Linked DNA regions of Homo sapiens: region 1 is linked to region 2. Evidence: chromatin contacts called from ENCODE POLR2A ChIA-PET data. All regions are on one chromosome and are shown on one strand. The core of a region is the stretch at or near the end of the contact, and the rest is flanking DNA. Distances in the headings are between cores, read along the strand shown. Region 1 holds the start of TK1 (thymidine kinase 1). Region 2 has its middle 90 kb from the start of SNHG20.

What was found. ChIA-PET counts read pairs that join two places held with the same protein, here RNA polymerase II (POLR2A).
Region 1: POLR2A ChIA-PET joins it to region 2 with 12 read pairs in activated CD4-positive, alpha-beta T cell. The contact joins the promoter of TK1 here to the enhancer-like site in region 2. POLR2A ChIA-PET finds 5 or more read pairs at or near these places in 2 of 52 experiments (PC-9 and activated CD4-positive, alpha-beta T cell).

Annotation. Positions count from the first base shown.
Region 1 is chr17:78,185,736-78,188,435 of GRCh38, reverse strand. It overlaps TK1 (thymidine kinase 1), which reads left to right and starts at 1,384. Exons shown (of 7, transcript NM_003258.5): 1 at 1,384-1,507; 2 at 1,618-1,649. The coding sequence starts at 1,442. It overlaps AFMID (arylformamidase), which reads right to left and starts at 1,074. Exons shown (of 11, transcript NM_001010982.5): 1 at 1,003-1,074. The coding sequence starts at 1,065. RefSeq lists a silencer at 1,092-1,231.
Region 2 is chr17:76,996,857-76,999,556 of GRCh38, reverse strand. No RefSeq gene overlaps it. Among named protein-coding and RNA genes, the nearest start is that of SNHG20, 90 kb to the left of the region's middle. RefSeq lists enhancers at 1,071-1,150, 1,106-1,646. Within about 2 kb of position 1,361, at least 5 of the 41 ENCODE cell types and tissues checked have a DNase peak (open chromatin) inside an H3K27ac peak, as active enhancers do.

The DNA of each region.
Region 1 (2,700 bases), core at 135-2,634, 1.2 Mb before region 2:
AAAAAGAAGGCATGTATCCAAATCACAAGGTTAAAAGAGATAAAGCATGCGAGTAAAATAAAGCAAGCCAGTCAGTGTGGGTTGCTTCTTCCTCCCAGTGAAGGAGCTCTTTGTCAGAGGTCCTTGGATCTGTCCAATCTGTACCTGGAAAGGTTATTACCTGTAGGATCCTTACAGCCACACCTGGCACACTCTGTGATCACTACCACCATCTTTGTTGCTATTATTTATGATCATGATTATACAATGGGTTTCTTTTCTTTCTTTCTTTTTTTTTTTGAGCCACCGCACCCGGCCTGTATGTTTCTAACCTTCACAACCCCAATGTAAATACCAGCTGTTCTGAATCCTTCAGCCTGTGCCACATAAGCACAGACCCAAAAACATTGTGTAACCTCAGATCAAGGTCCAGAACTTTGTCCCCTAACCTCCTGCGGGTCTATGGATTTTTTTTTTTTTTTTTTTTTTTTTTTTTGAGACTAAGTCTTGGTCTATCGCCCAGCCTTCCAGGCTGGAGTACAAATGGCATGATCTCGGCTCACTGCAACCTCCACCTCCTGGGTTCAAGCGATTCTCCTGTCTCAGCCTCCCCAGTAGCTGGGATTACAGAGGTACATCACCACGCCCGGCTAATTTTTGTATTTTTAGTAGAAACGGGGTTTCACCATGTTGGCCAGGCTGGTCTCGAACTCCTGACCTCGTGATCCGCCAAAAGTGCTAGGATTACAGGTGTGAGCCGCCACGCCTGGCAGGGTCTACGGATATTATTAGCATAGTCAGGACTTCAATTTTCTTTATCCTGAAAACCAGGTTAACAAAAATCCTTAGGAGAAGGTAAAATACACCATGGTGCTCAAGCACTGGGGACCTGGCACGCACTAGGCGCTCTGCATGCCCACAGGAGTGCTCTAGACGGCTTCTAAGCTTCCTTCTTGGAATTCCAATCTAATAAATGAGCTAACTCCGCCCCAGCCCCTTAGTCCCTCCCTGCAATCCACCTACCTCTGCAGACATCTTCTTCCAAGGAACCTTGCTTGGGAAACCCACACCAGACACATCCATCATGGCGTCTACAGCCGCATGGGCGTGCGTCCCTCTGTTTATATGGCCAGAGCCCCGCCTCGCTCCGCCCCTTTAAACTTGGTGGGCGGACCGAGGCGGGGCTCAGACCAGGCCCCACCCCGATCAGCCACGTCCATCGCCCTGATTTCCAGGCCCTCCCAGTCCCTGGGCGCACGTCCCGGATTCCTCCCACGAGGGGGCGGGCTGCGGCCAAATCTCCCGCCAGGTCAGCGGCCGGGCGCTGATTGGCCCCATGGCGGCGGGGCCGGCTCGTGATTGGCCAGCACGCCGTGGTTTAAAGCGGTCGGCGCGGGAACCAGGGGCTTACTGCGGGACGGCCTTGGAGAGTACTCGGGTTCGTGAACTTCCCGGAGGCGCAATGAGCTGCATTAACCTGCCCACTGTGCTGCCTGGCTCCCCCAGCAAGACCCGGGGGCAGATCCAGGTGCGGGGGCCAGCCCTGCGCGTGGCTGGGGATGAGGTGGTCGTGGTGATAGCCTGTGTCCAGGCATCCGCGCAGGGCGGGCCCTCAAATGACCTCACCTTCTCTCCTAGGTGATTCTCGGGCCGATGTTCTCAGGAAAAAGGTAATGGCTTCGCGGGGCTGGGGTGGAGCTCCTTCCTCTTCTCCGGGGACCCCTTGTCCCGTCCCTCCCCTCCCCTTCCCTCCCCTCCCCTCCCCTCCCCTTCCCTTCCCTCCCCTTCCCTTCCCCTAGAAGGACCAGCACAGCCTCCTACAGCTCCCGCCTGGGGTGCTCCTCCCTTGAATTCAGTCCAGGAGGAAGTCTCTGCCCTCTTCTGCCCAGGCCAAGCCCCTCGTCCTGTGTGGACGCCACTCCCTCCTGGAGCTGGTGACAGCTGCTTACAGCTTAGCTGTCTTCCCCACCAAGTCCTCTGAGAAGGTGGCAACCAGTTGTGTCCCCTGTAGGCCAGGCCTTTTTGTACACCCCTATTCAATGTGGCTGTTTCCTTCTAAGGCCAAGGAAACGTAGTCGCTTTCTAAACCAAGGAGTCTGAAGCCGTGGAGCCTCTGCTCTCCTGAGGTGATAGAACCATTCCCTGACCCGGGTGGGGCTAGTGAGTTTCTTGAGTAAACTACCCACGCACCATTCTTTTTGTTTTGTTTTTGTTCTTCTAGAGGTAGGATCTTGCTATGTTGCCCAGGCTGGTCTCAAACTCCTGGGCTCAAGCAATTCTCTCACCTCAGCCTCCCAAGTAGCTGGGACTACAGGCGTGCACCCCCCCGCCTCCACCCAGCTAATTTTATTTTATTTTTATAGAGCTGGGGTCTTGCTATGTTGCCCAAGCTGGTCTTGAACTCCTGGTCTCAAGCAATCCTCCTACTTCAGCATCCCAAAGTGCTGGGATTACAGATGTTAGCCACCATGCCCTGCCCCAACATTCTTTTATGGCCCTGGGGATCACTTCAGCTCAAACCCCTTGCTCAGGAAGATGTGGCTCAGAGTTGGACTTCTTGGACCCAGAAGCAAGTGCTTTTGACGCTGCACACAAAGACTTTCTGAAATTAATTTAGAAAAGCTGTATGCCAGGTGTGGTGGCCCACGCCTTTAATCCCAGCGCTTTGGAAGGCTGAGGTGCGTTGATCACTTGAGGTTAGGAGTTTGAGACCACCCTGGT
Region 2 (2,700 bases), core at 112-2,611:
CAGCTATTGAGGAGGCTGAGGCAGGAGAATTGCTTGAACCCAGGAGGTGGAGGTTGCAATGAGCCGAGATCAAACTACTGCACTCCAGCCCAGGTGATAGAGCAAGACTCTGTCTCAGAATATATAAATAAATAAATAAATAAATAAATAAGTTACAAATTAGGACCAGCCATGGGACAAGATGCACAGGCCAAAGTCTGATGGGATCTAAACGCGGAGCCTCTGGCCATCTTCTCCCCAGGGAACCCTGGGCGGTCTTCCCACCTCCTGGCCCTAATGCCTGACAACATTCAAGAGTGCTTCCTGCCAGGGAAGCTCACCTGAGGCTTTGGGGTCCAGAGCTTTTCCTGGGGCTCCATCACACGCTAACCATGTGACTCACCTATCCTCTTCAGTCCCTCTGGAGGTCGGCACTGATACGGGATGTCCTGAGGCCCCCATCATAAACCGCATTGCTGGACCCTCCAGGGGCCAAAGCCCTTGGGCAACAAAGACACTCCTGTCAGGAGGGACATGGTGTGGCCTAGAGATCACCCTCCTCCGCGGTAACCAGGTCAGAGGCCAGGCATTCTTTGGGTCAGTTACCTCTCCTGCACGCAGTGTCTAGCTCCTAGGGCTGTGAGGGTTCTGCGAGCTAATCCCTCAAAGTGTTTGTTGCAGTGAATGCTTGATACATGTGAGTTGCCATCATATCACAGCACTGTATTTAGAAAGGGCACTGTCTCAGGCTGTTAGAGCAGGGCTGAGTTTTGGCTGGAGAGATGATGCTATAGATACCAGGGACCCTGCCCTGTCAGGTGCAGGATTTACAGCAGGATGAAGGAGAACCGCCCCGGTCTCTTGAGCCCCCTCACCCTCTCCCAGAACCCTAGAAGGGAGAGTTTCCAAGAGCACAGCGTTCCCAGCCAGTGGACCCTCAGAAAATAGAAGTTGACCGAGAGTCTAAGATGGGCTTGAGCAAGGCAGTTTATCAGGGCTTTCAGCTGGAGCAGCAAGGGGGACAGTACAGGAAGAGACCTGCAGCTGGCTCCCCAAAGCTGGTCGGACTGTTGATTTATTTTCCTTCCGGCCTCCTCCAGATGACATCATTGCATGTTTAGGGTGGTCTGTCCATCATGACTGCACAGTCTCTGTCACGCTTCTTCACGCGACGCATGTCTCATTAGCATCTCAACTTTCCATCCGGGGTATGATGTTTACCATTAAAATGAAGCAAAGGTACAGTTAGGGCGGGCTAGGACCTTGCTGGGGATGTGCATTTGGGGATTGTGGAGAGTCCCTACTGTTAACAGCCACGACATTTGTGGTTTAAGCACTCTGTGTGTTTTAGATTTACTTGGCCTATTTTTGTGAAAGGAAGCGTTTGTGGTTACAGGGCTGCATGGCTGAGTATGGCTGCAGTCAGCATGGTGTGTAAGGAAAACAGGGACCCTTCCCCCGTCCCTGTTCTGCTTTCCCCAGCTGTCTCAAAAAGGGCACTTACAGCGGGGCGCCAAGCGAGGGGAACAGGCAGCTAAGGCTGAAGACCCAAACTCCCGACGGCTCACAAGCAGGGGTTTTGTTTGTTTGTTTGTTTGTTTTGAGACCGAGTTTTGCTCTTGTCGCCCAGGCTGGAGTGCAGTGGAATGATCTCGGCTCACTGCAACCTCCGCCTCCTGGGTTCGAGCGATTCTCCTGCCTCAGCCTCCCGAGTAGCTGGGGTTACAGGCACCTGCCACCACGCCTGGCTAATTTTGTATTTTTTAGTAGAGACGGGGTTTCACCATGTTGGCCAGGTGGGTCTTGAACCCCTGACCTCAAGTGATCTGCCCACCTTAGCCTCCCAAAGTGCCAGGATTACAGGCGTGAGCACAGGCAAGGGTTTTTAAAGGCAGGGATGCATTTCAGGAAAGCGAGGGGTGCATTGCAGGTAAAGTTGTAAACCCATACATGGAGGCTGTACCTCAGTGTGGCCATGGGCATGATTCTCCAGGCCTCTCAGGATGAAATTCTGAACAAAGAACGGCAGTCAGAGTGCCGCCCTCGGTTCCCCACATCTGAGGTCTATAGGATAGAGGCTGGCAGTGGGGGTTTCTGAAAAACAACTCGAGAACATATGTGAAGATGTTATCTTTAGTTTCTGTAGGAACCAAAACACCTTGTTCCTCTGGCTTGCTTGGGAGGCTCCTGTTGCTCTCATCTTGTTTGTTGCTATCTTCCTGCTTATCCGGCTGCTCATTTATTCTCCAAGGCTAGCTAGTGCCTGGAATTTCTCCTGAAGGAACTCAAGACTTTTCCTTTATTTCCATGCTGTGGTTGGGGGGTGGGTGCGGGCAGGCCCCTAGGCGGGTCCCCGCTCTGTCTCTGCATCAGGAGAACTCATGGGACCCCCTGCAGAGAGCCTTGAAATGTGTCTCCTGCAGCAGAGAAATGCAAAGCATGGACACCTGGCCCAGCCTGGAAATGCGTGAGTGAGGGGGCCAGGGGTCTGCCTCCCCCAGAAACATCTCCATGGTGAGGAAATGGCTGTGGCCATTCGGGTGGTGGAGCGGGAGCCCTACAGGCCCAGGTTTGTGTGTCAGGGCAAGGAGATGGGAGTGTTCCTTGCAGACCAGAGAGAGAATCACAAGGGGCTACCCAAGGACCCTACCAGTGGGGCCGTCTGGAAGGGGATGGGGCAGTGCCCAGAAGGATGCTCGGGGGGGCTTCTGCTGGACGTCA